Regions from separate parts of the Homo sapiens genome. Here all the other regions are linked to region 1. A link is an interaction called in ENCODE POLR2A ChIA-PET data of the cell type or tissue named here. Cell type or tissue: HepG2. All regions are shown on one strand.

Region 1 (5,000 bases):
AACAAAAATATATATTATATAACTACATATATAACTAAAATATATATTATAACTAAAATATATAACATATTATAACTAAAATATATATTATATATTATAACTAAAATATATATCATATAACTAAAATATATATTATATATTACAACTAAAATATATTATATATTAAAACTAAAGTATATATTACATAATATATTATAACTAAAATACATATTATATACTATAACTAAAATATATATTATATAATACATTATAACTAAAATATATATTATATAATATATTATAAAATGTGTGTATATATATATATATATATATAACTGTTTCCATTACACAAGAGGGGACTCTAAAGCTCAGAGAAGTTAAGAAATGTGCCAAGATCTCCCGTGACACACACACACACACACACACACACACACACACAGAGACACACATGCAGATAGCTTGTCGAACTATACAAAGCTATGAGATTTTGAAACATATTTAAAATCACTCTTAATTTTCCATAATTGCTTTGGTTATCAAAGAAGGTTTCTGAATTAATTATGTAACATCATGCTGTCTTTTGAACATAAAGTACCGTTAAAATACAGCACTATACTTATATAAGGATGAAGAAAAACAGCTTTTATTTTCTTCTCTTTGATCTGAAAAAGGGAATTCCTAAAAGTATTCCATTAGAAGAGAGCTAAAGGTCCTAGAACATATCGATGACTTTTTTTTTTTTTTTTTTTTAAAGAAATGAGGTCTCGCTATGTTGCCCAGCCTGGCGTTGAACTCCTGGGCTCAAGTGATCCTCCTGCCTCAGCCTCCCACGTAGCTAGGACTACAGGCACACAACACTGCGCCCGGCTACTTTTTTTTTTTTTTTTTTTTTGAGACAGGGTCTCACTCTGTCGCCCAAGCCGGAATGCAGTGGTGCGATCTCAGCTCATTGCAACCTCTGCATCCCGGTTTCAAGCAATCCTCTCACCTTAGCCCCCTGAGTAGCTGGGATCACAGGCATGCGTCACCATGCCCGGCTAATTTTTTGCATTTTTGGCAGAGAAGGGGTTTTGCCATGTTTCCCAGGATGGTCTGGAACTCCTGAGCTCAGGCAATCCACCCGCCTTGGCCCCCCAAAGTGCTGGGATTACAGGCATAAGCCACCGTACCCGGCCCTAGTTTTTTACACTAAACTATTTATCTTTTCCTTTGCCAGAACTCAGGATAACTGGACAGCATTGATTCCAACTAGATCTTCAGGGACGCATATTTTGATAAAAATAGCTCTTCACCAGTGCAGATCTTGCTTTGTTTCCAGCAAAGGGGGAAAATGAAAAATCAGAAATTAGCAAGCTGTTCTTAAATGAGGACACACGCGTCCTCCTTTCTTTTCTCCAGAAAGTGTCTTGACATTGCATTGTAGCAATCAGATTTCTTGGGAACCGGAGTGTGGAAATACTGGGAATGGGAGCAGTACACAGGGGGAGCTGCGGCTGAATGGATCCAGAGAGAAATGACTGGAGAGCGTGGGATCAAGTGGAACTGCGATAATGAGCATGTCAAGGCCATGGGGAAACAGGAGCTGGGAGAGGTGGTGAAGAAAGGGTGAGAACTGGCTAACTGGGCGCTATGGGGCACAAGCCAGGAATGCTGAGGACAGGTCCAAGGCAGATGGGTCTGTTCCGAGAACTGTATCAGCTCCTATCATGTTTTCCATAAGTTTGTTTGCAACTGCGCTATCAGAAAGGGGGGGAATGGGGAAATTAACACATATTCAGTCTTTACTAAAATGCTAGGCTGGCCCTATTTAGGCAAACTTCCATCTATTTTAAGTAATCCACAATTAAATACAACCATATAGATAGTATTGTTGTTCACAGTTTACAGTTGAGGATCAGAGATGTTAAGTGACTTTCCCGATGTCACACAGCTAGTGAGTTGAAGAGTCAGCATTGGAACCCAGGTTCTTGCAATCCCAATACTTCTGCTTTTCCTTCTATATCTCAATGTTGGCATTTTTAAAAAAGGAAAATAACCAAATACTATTACAATGAATATTCTCTTAATGATGACATATAACAATACACCACAAGAGAACAGAACAAAAATTGAAGGGACAAGTAAACCTTCTCTTGGATCTCATCTATGAAGACACAGAAGCAGATTCAAGTGTGTACTGAGCACTTAGGGTAACAACCAGGAATCATCTGGAGCAATTTACATGGCTTATCTCATTTAATTCTCACAAACTCCTATGAGGTAAATGTTATTATTCTTACATTACAGAAGAAGACGCTGAGGCTCAGAGAGGTTAATTAATTTGCCCAAGATCACACAGCTAGCAAGTGGTTAGCAGGAAATTTGCCCATCTGACCTGTTTCCTAGAAGCTATGAATGGAACTGAGGCTATCTTTGATTTCATCGAGTGCTAGCCTTTGAATGAAACATTTGCAGCAAAACAACACACTTCTCCTAAAGGCAAATTTTGATCATGATCACAAAGATGCAAAAAACCGGTTTGAATTAATACTGAATGATCAAGCATTTTCATTCTTGAATAAAATAACACATCCAGAAGGCAAGAGTATGTTATTGACACACAAGACCAGACACAATATGTGAATGGTCCATCCAGCCTGGCCCTCTGGGGCTCACAGCCCTCAATGGCCATGCCAAGCCAGAGTCTATTTTTAGCTCCAAACTACACAGTAGCTAGCAAACATTGTTAATGTTCTCTTGATCTTTAGACCGAGAGTGATAAACGAATGTCGTGTTCCCAAACAGCCAAAGCTCTGTACATGAGCCTGGCCAGAACGAAGGTCAAGTCCAACTGGAGTTGTTTGCTCTGCTTTTCTGTTAAAAAATTTTTTTTATCTGCTCCTGCAACTGTCCACCCCACTTATTTTGTGATAAAATGTTTATTGAGGAAGATACCAATAAGCAACATGGAAAAAAGAAAACACATTTAATTTTCTACCCAGCAATAACAATTTTGATGTGGTCTCCCACTCTCTGTATTCTATTTACCAACATAAGATTATTAATTTTGGGGAGGCATAAAATGATGCCATTGGGAACACCATGTCAGATCGTTAACTATCGTCACTTTAATGGCCTCACAGGGACCTGGTGGAGACACCATGGAGAAGCAGGAAAATGCTGTGGGTATGGCTGCAGGCTGAGGCTTCCATTTTTGGCACCCTCTCTTGCTTTGAGGGAGCAGTTGCCACATTGTAAGCGGCTCTGTGAAGAGGTCCACGTATCAAGGAACTGAGAGTGGCTTCTGGCTGACAGCATCCAAGGAACTGAATCCAGCCACAACCCCGTAAGTGGGACTGCCAGTAGATCGTCCAACCGCCAAGTTGAGCCATCATATGAGACCACAGCCCCAGCTGACAGCTCCATTACACCCTCATGACAGACCTTGAGCCAGAGGATCTGGCTAAGTCACCCCTGGAGTCCCAACCCGCAGAAACTGTGAGATAATAAACATAGGATCCCAATCTGCTAAATCTGGAGGTATGTGTTACGTGGCGGCAGATAATCAATACAGTGGCTCGGGTCCTGGAGCCAACTGGGCTTAGCTCAAAAGCCTGGCTCAGCCGCTCATCAGCTCTGTGGCTCTGGCAACTTAATTTCCCTGACTTGAAGTTTCCTTTACCTTAAGGAGTGGAGGTGAGGGCTAAATGGGTTAAAAGTAAGCTGTAATTCCTATCATTTTTTAATCCTTCCCCTGGTTGCTACTTGCCTAATAGCAGTGTACGAGAGTACACGTATTCCTGTATCTTTGCCAACACTGTGTTTTAGTATTCTTAAAAAACCATATTCTGGCTTACTAGATATCCCAAATCAATAAGTCAAAAGAGAAGACAAAATCTCACCATATGGTTTTCTAAATCATAAATGTGCCAAAAAAGATTCAGCTCCAGCCAAGAAAATGCAGAAGAGGTAAAGGTAAGAAACTCTGTGATTTAGCCATTTCTATTTTTTCTGTTTTTTTGTTTTTTGCATTGTGCCTGTATTTCCATGCTTGTAAAATGGGAGTTAGGACACTTCCCACCTTACTGTAAATACAAATAAAGTGCTTTCACATGAACCATAACCTCCGCCTCCTGGGTTCTAACCCATTCTCCTGCCTCAGCCTCCCAAGTAGCTGGGATTACAGGTGCACACCACCATGCGCAGCTAATTTTTGTATTTTTAGTAGAGACGGGGTTTCATCATGTTGGCCAGGCTGGTCCTGAACTCCTGACCTCAGGTGATCCACCCGCCTCAGCCTCCCAAAGTGTTGGTATTACAGGTGTGGGCCACTGTGCCTGGCCCATATGAACCATTTCTTCTAATGCAAGAAATTTGTGAAATAGGAAGGATATGATTATTAGACCCGTTTTCCTGATGAGAAAACCGAGGCTTGGATAAGGTATATCGGTTAGGCTCACTTGGTTAATGTGTGGTGAAGGTAGCAATCCAATCACATGAATCTTGACCTAGTGCTCTTCCCATGGTGTCTCCTTAGGAAAGCTCAGATGTCCTGGAGAATGACCTTTAAAGATGGTGCCACATGCGCCACCAGGCTAGAGCTCCACAAGAGCCACATGTCTTTCTTCACTGCCACATCCTTAATACCCAGCACAGCACTTGGCATGCAGTAGGTGCCCAACAGCCTTAGTTATGGAATGAATGGATCATCTGTGCCAGACTCTCTTTCTGACTTGGAACCCTCCATACCTACATCTTTCTGATTTAGTTTAGCATAATTATGGGTAAACATTAATATGCTTCTCTTATAAATAAATAAATAAAGCAAAACCTTGGCCAGGTGCAGTGGCTCATGCCAGTAATCCTAACACTTTGGGAGGCCAAGATGGGTGGATCACTTGAGGTCAGGAGTTGGAGACTAGCCTGGCCAACATGGTAAAACCCTGTCTCTACAAAAAATATAAAAATTAGCCGGGCATGGTGGCAGGTGCCTGTAATCCCAGCTACTTGGGAGGCTGAGGCAGGAGGATCACTTGAATCCG
Region 2 (5,000 bases), 370 kb before region 1:
AGTTAATTCATCCAAGGTCAACAGGTAGTAAACAAGAGCTGGCACTCCCACCCAAGTGTAATCTATATTCCTATTCAGTTATTCTGATCCTCTTCCAAGCCTAGAGTATTTTAGCAAAAAGGTGGCTTCAGGTTGGTCCTAGGGCCAGCCTGCCTCTTAGGCCTCATCTCTTTGAACAGTTTCTCTCTCTTCCCTTCCTGCTCTCTTCACTTCACCCTTAGACCGTATCCCGACTACCAACATCATGCAATTTGCAGCTCTCTGAAATAGTGAGGCCTGCAACTATCTGTCTCTTCCAACATTTGCAAATGTCTGTCTCTCCCAACATTCACTCCCTGAGTGAGCCCACCTGTTCCCCAGCACCTCCCTTATGAGGCTCCTTCCCTGGTTCTCCTACCTCTCCATTTTAGTTTCCTGCTGGCTCCTCTTTCCCCCTCCTTGAAATTGAAACTCTCCGCTCACTCCTCAGTCGCCTTGGTGGGGTTCCCTTCTGCCCCTGAAAGGCTGGTGTCACCCTGGGTGATATCCTCAACCCCTACCTTACCCACACACGTTTCCCAAAACTAGACTAATGAGCTCAACGGCCCTCCCAGATTTCTAACTGCCTACTGGACATCTCAAACTCAACACCATCAAAAAGGAACTTCACTTCCTCTTCCCCAACCGGCACAAGCTTACTTTTAAAAAACAAAATAAACCAAAAAAAAATCTTGAGCTATCTTTCTACAGCATGGTACAATCAACCGTCTCTTCCTATAGAAAATATCTTTTCATCTCCATCTAATGACCTAAGCACAGTGCCTGGCACTTACGAATTCTGAAAAAGAATAATACTTCAAAGTCCTACCCCCTCATGTTGAAATCCACTGAAATCAAAGGTTCAACTGTTGATGTTTATTCACCTCTCCAACACCAGAAAATAAACCCAGGTGTTCTCTTCACTTAAATCATTGCCATCAAGTTTAAAACTCAATTATCCCCATTGTTGGCTTTTTTTTAAAGTTCTACCGCAAGACTAAACTTGAGGGGAGAGATGTGCCTTCTTTCATCCTAGTGTCTCAGCCTGTAACATATTACAAGGTGCCCATGTTCTTCAAAGATAACCTTTCGTACTTGTTTCATAATCCAAAAGGTAATTATTATGGCAAAATATGGGCACGTTCAGCAATAAACTGGGCTACTTCAATAATTAAAATCAAGATCCCCTTTATCATTTCAAATTATAAAAAGAATTCAACAAACCCCACCCTAATGCCCTTGTTAACATAGGAGTCTCATGGCAGCACGTTTAATACCTAACAACAAATATGGAAGGCTCAAAACACTGTATCAGAAGTGGACTAGGGATTTCAAGCAAATGTTCCTTATTGTTTCAGCTGCCATTCTCCATGAAAAAGAAGATGTGTTAAACATCAATTTGGTCAATCTGAAAATTCTAACAGCTTCTGGGAAATCATCTTTTTCTACTGGGTGTATGACCTGGGTGTTTATCTTGATAACTTTAATGTGCAATATGATCTATGACTGACTCTCATAGCAGTGAAAATATTTTCAAAGTCTGCCTACCTAATCTTCCCCAAAAAGACTTTTCACAAGGGTCAAAAATAATTAAGATTAACAACCAAAAAATGTGCATTTTGACAGCCCAAATTTTATTTTACAAACCAATGACAGCTACTAGAAGATGCTTTAGGAAACCTTAGCTAAGCCACATAAACAATCAGACCTATACAAGTACAGAAAAATCTAAACATGCTTCAGAACTAAAAAAAAAACAAAAAAAAACAAAAAAAACAAAAAAAAAAAACCAAGTTGTACGTCCTGAGGGCATACAACTTAATTTCTACAAAAACATACTTTTTCAAAAGGGCTATGAGAGTATCAATTGACAAAAGCAGAACAAGTAGCATGATTAGACAGAGAAGTCTTAATTGCTTAACACAAGATAAACTCAGCAGTTTTAAAGTGTCTGTATCCATTTTAAATGATTAGTCCAGGGGTAGAAAAGATGAGGATGGTTTCATCATACTTTGAAAAGGAAACTCCCACTGGAGCTAAAACAAACTTACAGTCCAGGTTATAAGAATCCAAGTTACATAGTAAATTATTAACTATTATTTTCATACCAAGTTCATGCTTAGGCAATAAGAAAATCCTGTTTGCAGCATTAATTACATGTAATTCAGTTTCCAGGCACATAGTTAGAGGTCACACACAGGCAGAGAAAGAACAAATGCCAGCCCAGTCATCTCACTGCCTCAGTCCAGCAGCCAGTGGCCCAGGACTTCATCTACACTGTCTATCTGCTTCCCAGCCACTTAAGCCCCACGAGGGAAGGCAAGGCAGCTAGCCCTGGAGGTGAGAAGACACCGTTGATCCACCAGCGCAGGTGCAGGGCCCTCTGCAGATTTGTTCCACCAGTGTATCTCCCATAGAAAATGGGATTTGAAATCACAACTTAAACCAAGTGGGTAATATCCTGACCGGGGGCCCTAAGAAACTGGCATTCTTGCATTGGAAATGAATTGCACTATTCAGATGCACAGCACTCCTTTTGCACAAAGTTGTGTTCTGAGGTGCCAGGACATCCAAGCACTTGCAGTGTCAATGTCGTGTTTAAGATGTACCAGGGGAGTTCAAACATTTAAAAAGGAATTCTACTAGGAAGATTTCAGTAATTTGAAGTAGATACCACTCCCCACCCCAATCTGTAAATTATAATACTGAATTTTTATTGAAATAAAGCACACTAAATCAAACCAATTACAAAGATACATGTGTCACACCAAGAAAACATTTTCAGTTATGCTGACAGCCCCAAATGTTTTCCATTTTTCAAAGACAGTTTGTAATGTCATGGGAAAATTGCTCACGACGTTAAAATGAAAAAAGCAAGATACAGTAATCATATATGCAGTATGATCTCAACTATGAAATAACTTTAATATTTATACATTGAAAAAAAGACTAGAAGAAAATGCACCAAACATTGAACTGAAGTTAATCTCTATATACTGGGATAACAAGATATTAATTTTTTACTTCTTGAAAACTTTCAAATTTTCCAAGAAATTAATCATAAAATCAGTGAGAAAATTGAACTTGAATGAATATCAAAACTGCTTAAACAAGGACTAGGCTGAGTAACCTGGCTTTGAGGCATGCTACATGGCCCTTTTCACTGCAATGAAAAAAAAGTCCAACAAAATTTTATCGCAGGTTCAAGACAATTTTGCATTACTGATGTTGGAAGCTTTATGTCCGACCTCCACAAACTTCAGCAGCTAACATCTAATCTTAATACACAGAAAATGCCAACTTCATTGAAAACTTTAATGCTATCTTAATTGCCTTAATTGTTCTTTTCAGGGGCTGGTTTGAACAAAGGGACATAATTTACAAATTCCAGACTTCACAGAAAATTCAATTAAAGATTCTTTGAAATAATTCATTTTAAGTAATTAAGAGACTGCTTTGGTGCATTAATCTCTTACATCTTAATTTCCAAAAGGTCTTTAGACACATTTTACTTTTAAACAGCTACCAACAGTTCTGTTACTTCAAGAAGATGCAGACTGCAACATTCAACAAGCATTCCTTAAGAATCTACTGTGTTCCCACACACTGCTGAGAGTGTGGGTTTCCACAGAGAAGAAAGGATTCTGAAAGGTGAATGTGTATAATCCAACAGGTTGGTTCTAATTAATTCTCTGCAACAGAAAACTGCAAGACGTTTCTTTCGTACTATACCAACAGGTTTTTGTTTTGTTTTTTGAGACTGAGTTTTGCTCTTGTTGCCCAGGCTGGAGTGCAATGGCACGATCTCAGCTCACTGCAACCTCTGCCTCCCGGGTTCAGGCAATTCTCCTGCCTCAGCCTCCTGAGTAGACAGGATTACAGGCATGCGCCACCACCCCTGACTAATTTTTGTATTTTTAGTAGAGACGGGGTTTCTCCAAGTTGGTCAGGCCGGTCTCAAACTCCTGACCTCAGGTGATTCACCCGCCTTGGCCTCCCAAAGTGCTGGGATTACAGGCGTGAGCCATGCTGCCCCAGCCATACCATCCATCAGTTTTAAGATACTTAACCAAAACATTTGTGCTAGGTGTCAAGATATACTTCTAAATATTTAGCTATAGTGATGGAAGAGGTAGAAGAGTGACACCAAAGGGGCGAGACACAGAGCTAAATACAATTAAATTTCTTCTTAAAATGATTATCAATTGTCTAAGAAATTTTATCAGGAGTGATTTGTTCTCAAAAAAATGTGGTAACTTCCTTTCTATATCACTCTGGCATGCATAGGGCCAAAGAATGTTTTGACAAACGAAAGGTACAAAAATCTGCACTTGGAGGAGGAAGAAAATCTTACTGGTTTAGGCTGCCTAAAATGAGCTTCCCTTTTCTAGGGAAAAAGTAGCAGTTTTATACTTTGGATGTGACAAATTAGTTATCTGCCTTACATTCTTCTTTCTAAAACATTCCTATCCAACCTTATACCCCTAAATCTGATTTCGAATGATTTTTTCATACGGCCCTACATCCAGTTTCTCCAAATCCAAGAATATTGTCAAGTAACTTAATGATTTAAGAGAATAAGAAGTTCCATGTAAGTCCACAGAAAGACTCAGTTGGGCAAAAAAAAAAAAAAAAAGGAGAACCCAGAAATGCAGCCTATTAATTCTCAAGGCGATGGACATGGTGCCTCAATCTGATTCCCTGGGTTTAGATACTTCACTGTCTACTATAATTCTATTAGGCCAGAAATTGCTTGAGGAGATTATTAGCTTTTTTGTTTTTTTAATCACCTGCCCCTACTCCTAACCTCTAATAAACAGTGCTTGGTATTCACTGTGTTCAGTAAATAAAGGACAATAGTAAAGGCTGCAGAATAACAATAAGAACTCCTAACACCAAATTCACAAAGGAAGCAGAGTTTTCAAACCAAAAAGGCCTCGGCAATCAACACTAAGGAGCTGCTGCTGTCTTGTAACTCACAA
Region 3 (5,000 bases), 1.9 Mb before region 1:
CTCATTTGGGATTAGGTTCAGCCACATGTAATAGAAGACCCCAAATAACACCAGTTTAAGTAAGTTAGAAGTCTACTTTCCTCTCACATAAAATAAATCTTGGGTTGCAAGATGGCTTCATGGTATCATCAGATGCCCAGGCTGCTATTTTTCTGCTTCACCATCCAAGCATTTATTTTTCACACTTAGACCTCATGGTCCAAGGAGGCTGCTGGAGCTCCACCATCACATCTTAAGTTTGAGCTAGCAGGAAGATACCTGAGAAAGAGAAGGGTACAACCACCCCCTTTTAAAAGAGACTTCCCAAGAGTCCCAAACAACATTTTGATTCCTTTCCACTGGCTAGAATTAGTCACATGGCCTGGAGCTACAAGGGAGCCTGGAAAATGTAGTCTTTTATAGTGTTCCACAGGTTAAGAGGAAGTGGGTATTAATATTGCCCTTTCTATGTGTCAACTAGCCACAATGCCACAAACATATAAACATACATAATCTTACATAACCCTCACAATAATCCTATATGGCAGGCCTTAAAAATATTATTTCATAATTTTAAAAAAATACTGAGGTTTAGACAGATCAGGTAATTTTTACAAGGTTGAATAGGGGGTAAGTAGTGGAACTGGGATTGGAACCAGGAGTTCCGGTGGGTTCTGAAGTCCTACTTTTCCTAATGGACTACACTCCCTCCGTTTAGACTGGGAGCGATAAGAACGTGTAAATATGGTTGGAGGCTGTTTGTAAAGGCAACATTGTTTATGTAATTGGGCTTTTGAGTTACCCGTTCAGCATGTGTGTGTATGTAAAAGAGACAACAGTTCTTGAAGGATAAATGTAGTCCTCAATTGTTTTTTTAGGAAAGGCAGTTTTTTCTCCAGCAATAAGTCTCTCTTCCTGCCTTACAGAATTTAAGTTGCCTGCAAAGACAAATTCTTTCAAGCAAATCTGAATTTCCTATTGTCTTACATTAAAAAACAAAAAAATCAATGATCCCAAGTGAAAAATCTCGTCACAGACTGGGGGGGGGGGGTGGGGGAGGGGAGGGGGGGGAGACAGGACAGTCCATGGCATGGTGGCAGACACTGGAATAAGCAATTTACACACTGTTTTAAGGGTCTCCAGAGAAACAGAAGCAATACGATATATAGAAATGTATCTGAGAGGAGATTTGTTGTAGGAATTGGCTTGTGAGGTTATGGAGGCTGAGAAGTCCCACAACCTGTGGTCTGCATGCTGGAGACCCAGGAAACCTGGTGGTGTAATTGAGTTCCAGTCCTAAGGTCTAAGAGTCAGGGGCTGAGGCTGTAAGCTTCCGTCTGAGTCTGAACCAGCAACTCTGATGTCCAAGGGTAGGAGAAGATGGATGTCCCAGCTAAAGCAGAGAGAGCGAATTCACCCTTCCTCTGCCTTTTTGTTCTGTTCGGACCCTCAGTGGGTTGGGTGATGCCTGCCTACGTTGGACATGACCGCAGAGTTCATCAATTCAAACGTTAGTTTCTTCCAGAAACACCTTCACAGACACACCTCAAAATAATGGTTTACCAGCTATCTGGCTGTCCCTTTAAGTTAACATATACAATTAACCCAGTCAAGCCAGTCAAATTGACATATAAAATTAACCACTGGCTGGGTGCAGTGGCTCACATCTGTAATCCCAGCACTTTGGGAGGCTGAGGTGGATGGATTGCTTGAGCCCAGGAGTTTGAGATCAGCCTGGCCAACGCGGGAAAACCTCATCTCTGTGAAAAACACAAAAATTAGCTGGATGTGGTAGCATGTGCCTGTAGTTCCAGCAACTCGGGAGTCTGAAGTGGGAGGATCCCTTGAGCCTGGGATGTTGAGGCTGCAGTGAGCCATAATAGTGCCGCTGCAGTTCATCCTGGACAACAGTGTGAGAACCTCTCTCAAAAAAATGATAGAACAGCCACCACACACACACATGTGCACACACACACACATGCACACACACACACACGTTCACACACACACAATTTTACTTAGTTCCCCCAGTAACCTTGTGGGCAAGTGTTTTTCTTTTGTTTTTGTTTTTGTTTTTGTTTTGAGACAGAGTTTCACTCTTATTGCCCAGGCTGGAGTGCAATGGCTCGGTCTCGGCTCACTGCAAATTTTGCCTCCCAGGTTCAAGTGACTCTCCTGCCTCAGCCTCCCAAATAGCTGAGATTACAGGCTCCTGCCACCATACCTGGCTAATTTTTGTGTTTTTAGTAGAGACGGGGTTTCACCATGTTGGCCAGGCTGGTCTCGAACTCCTAACCTCAGGTGATCTCCCCACCTTGGCCTCCCAAAGTGTTTGGATTACAAGCGTAGGCCACCACACCTGGCCGGGCAAGTTATTATTAAGCCTGTTTTTACAGACAAAAGAACAAGTGTCCTACACAGTGTCTGGCAGCTAGAAAGGGCTCAATCGATGTTGAATGCATATTGCATGAGGCACAGAGAGGTTGTGATCCATGCAAGGTCACACAGCAGGAAGTGGAATTGAACCTACATCTGTGCAACTGTAGAGAGGCTCAGGAAGGTGAAGTAACCTGTCCCCAGGTGTACAGCACATGGGAGGCTTAGGACTCCTGCTCCCCAGTCTTGCCTCATCTCCACTGGCAGGCAGCCTACTGTATGCAAAGCACAGAGTTTGGGCGGGAAAGGGAGTGAGGTGAGCCGTCTACGCCACCACCCTCTTCCCACCAGAGTTCCAGCTCCCAGGCAGGGCTGGGCGGGGAAGGCAGGGCTGGCTGCCAGACCCAGGATGCCAGGACTCCTCCCATGGGGTGACCCCCTGAGCCAATCCCCAGCAGCCTTGCCCAGCCACTAGGATATGCCAGGCTGTGCCCCAGAAGCCTCTTTTCCCCAGATTCCTCCAACTTCATGGGAACAGGAAGGTTAACATCCCTGGGGAGGGGACCTGCAGTGGGGACTCTGGGGAAGCCCCTCAGAGCTTGGGGGATGGGCAGAGAGATGCCAGCTCTGTGCATGTGTGCGTCTCTGCCTGTGTATATAAGAGATTGTTCTACCTGACCTGGAGAGGGAGGGTGTGTGTGTGTGTCTCTGCCTGTGTATATAAGGGATCGCTCTACCTGACCTGGAGGGTGTGTGTGTGTGTGTGTGTGTGTGTGTGTGTGTCTGCCTGTGTATATAAGGGATCGTTCTACCTGGCCTGGAGGGTGTGTGTGTGTGTGTGTGTGTGTGTGTGTTTGCCTGTGTATATAAGGGATCACTCTACCTGGCCTGGAGGGTGTGTGTGTGTGTGTGTGTGTGTGTGTGTGTGTGTGTGTGTCTGCCTGTGTATATAAGGGATCGCTCTACTTGGCCTGGAGGGTGTGTGTGTGTGTGTGTGTGTGTGTGTGTGTGTGTGTCTGCCTGTGTATATAAGGGATCATTCTACCTGGCCTGGAGGGGGTGTGTGTGTGTGTGTGTGTATGTCTGCCTGTGTATATAAGGGATCGCTCTACCTGGCCTGGAGGGTGTGTGTGTGTGTGTGTGTGTGTGTGTGTGTGTGTGTGTGTGTTTGCCTGTGTATATAAGGGATTGCTGTACCTGGCCTGGAGGGTGTGTGTGTGTGTTTTTGCCTGAGTATATAAGGGATAGTTCTACCTGGCCTGGAGAGAGTGGGAGGGCAGGACTTTCCTTTGGCATTTTTCAGAGTGTGTGGGAGAAAAGCATGAACTGTGGGAAGAGCTGGGCATGCCACCTTTGCTCTGTGACCAGAAGGGTGTCTGCGTCTGCCAGCTCTGTGTGCCGAGGCAGTGAAGGGGTTCCATACTTGCTAAGGTTTTCGAGAGTTCTGTCTCCCAGACCCTGTGCTAATCGCATTGCTGGATTGTCTCACTAAACCTCACCTCCAGCCCATGGACTAGGAATGATTATGATCCCTGCTGTAGTGGAACGGCTCAGAGAGGATAGGACATTGGCCCAAGGCCCCCCAGCTTGGATGTGCTCGAGCTGGGATTTAGATAGTCTGGTGCCAATGCTTATCCTCTTGTCTTTTTTATTTTTTTGAGATGGAGTCTTGCTCTGTTGCCCAGGCTGGAGTGCAGTAGTGCCATCTTGGCTCACTGCAACCTCTGCCTCCCGGGTTCAAGTGATTCTTCTGCCTCAGCCTCTCAAGTAGCTTGGATTACAGGCACCTGCCACCACACCTGGCTAATTTTTTTGTATTTTTAGTAGAGACGGGGTTTCGCCATGTTTGTCAGGCTGGTCTCGAACCCCTGATCTCAGGTGATCCTCCCACCTCGGCCTCCCAAAGTGCTGGGATTACAGGTGAGAGCCACCACACCCGGCTGTGTACCCTTGTCTTTAACGCACACTCCATGGTGTATATTTATCCATCCAGGGAGCCAGTGTTTGCTGAGCACCCACTAATTGACTAATATATGCAAAGCCCTTGGAAAAGTGCCTGGCACACAATAGCAGTATGCTAAGTGTTACATATTATTATTATCATCATCATTATTATTTACTATGCTCCAGACATTGATCCTGTGTAGGCACTGGGAATTCAGAAGGGAGCAAAACAGACCAAAACCCCTCCCAAAGGAAAAGCTTGCTTTTGAGTTAGGGGAATTAACAACAAAATTAATGAGTAAAACATACAGTATGCCAGGGATAAGGGCTAGAGAGAAAATGAAGCAGAGAAGCAGGCGATTGGGGGTGCTGGCTGGTTAGGGCTGCAGTTTAAACTGGGATGGTCAGGGAAGGCCTTCTTGGCTTTTTAGCCCTAGCCTGAAGGAGGTGAGAGAATGAGGCATGTGGATACCTGGGGAGGTGCATCCCAGGTGAATCGGCAGCTCCCTGATTTGATCTTGTTGCATTGGGTTGCCCTGCAGAAAGACCATGTCACTAAACTGTCCCTCCTGCTCAGGATGACGGTCCCCTGGGCTTCCTCCTCAGCATGAAGCTTCAGGCTGCTCTGTCTCCAGCCCCTGCCCCTGGCCAGCCCATGCAGCCGTCTGCCTCTCTGGCATTGGGAGTCCCATTCCTCAAAC

Evidence for each region. Peaks named below come from ENCODE experiments on the same cell type or tissue, not always from the same donor. Only the 100,000 strongest peaks of a DNase experiment are listed, where the experiment ranks them.
Region 2: POLR2A ChIA-PET joins it to region 1 with 5 read pairs; 2 of 35 experiments call an interaction of 5 or more read pairs at or near these places.
Region 3: POLR2A ChIA-PET joins it to region 1 with 5 read pairs; 1 of 35 experiments calls an interaction of 5 or more read pairs at or near these places.

What each region holds. Positions count from the first base shown.
Region 1 is chr16:8,738,737-8,743,736 of GRCh38, reverse strand. The region is part of intron 2 of ABAT (4-aminobutyrate aminotransferase); the gene reads right to left. LOC107984840 (a long non-coding RNA gene) reads left to right here and starts at 1,607. Exons shown (of 4, transcript XR_007064977.1): 1 at 1,607-3,498; 2 at 3,819-3,933. In HepG2, no CTCF peak of the experiment used is centred here; a DNase peak (open chromatin) is centred at 2,726.
Region 2 is chr16:9,109,813-9,114,812 of GRCh38, reverse strand. The region is part of intron 3 of HAPSTR1 (HUWE1 associated protein modifying stress responses); the gene reads right to left. Among named protein-coding and RNA genes, the nearest start is that of HAPSTR1, 21 kb to the right of the region's middle. In HepG2, no CTCF peak of the experiment used is centred here; a DNase peak (open chromatin) is centred at 2,152; H3K4me3 peaks cover 485 bases.
Region 3 is chr16:10,650,975-10,655,974 of GRCh38, reverse strand. All of the region lies in intron 5 of TEKT5 (tektin 5), which reads left to right. Among named protein-coding and RNA genes, the nearest start is that of TEKT5, 41 kb to the left of the region's middle. In HepG2, no CTCF peak of the experiment used is centred here; DNase peaks (open chromatin) are centred at 2,750 and 3,054.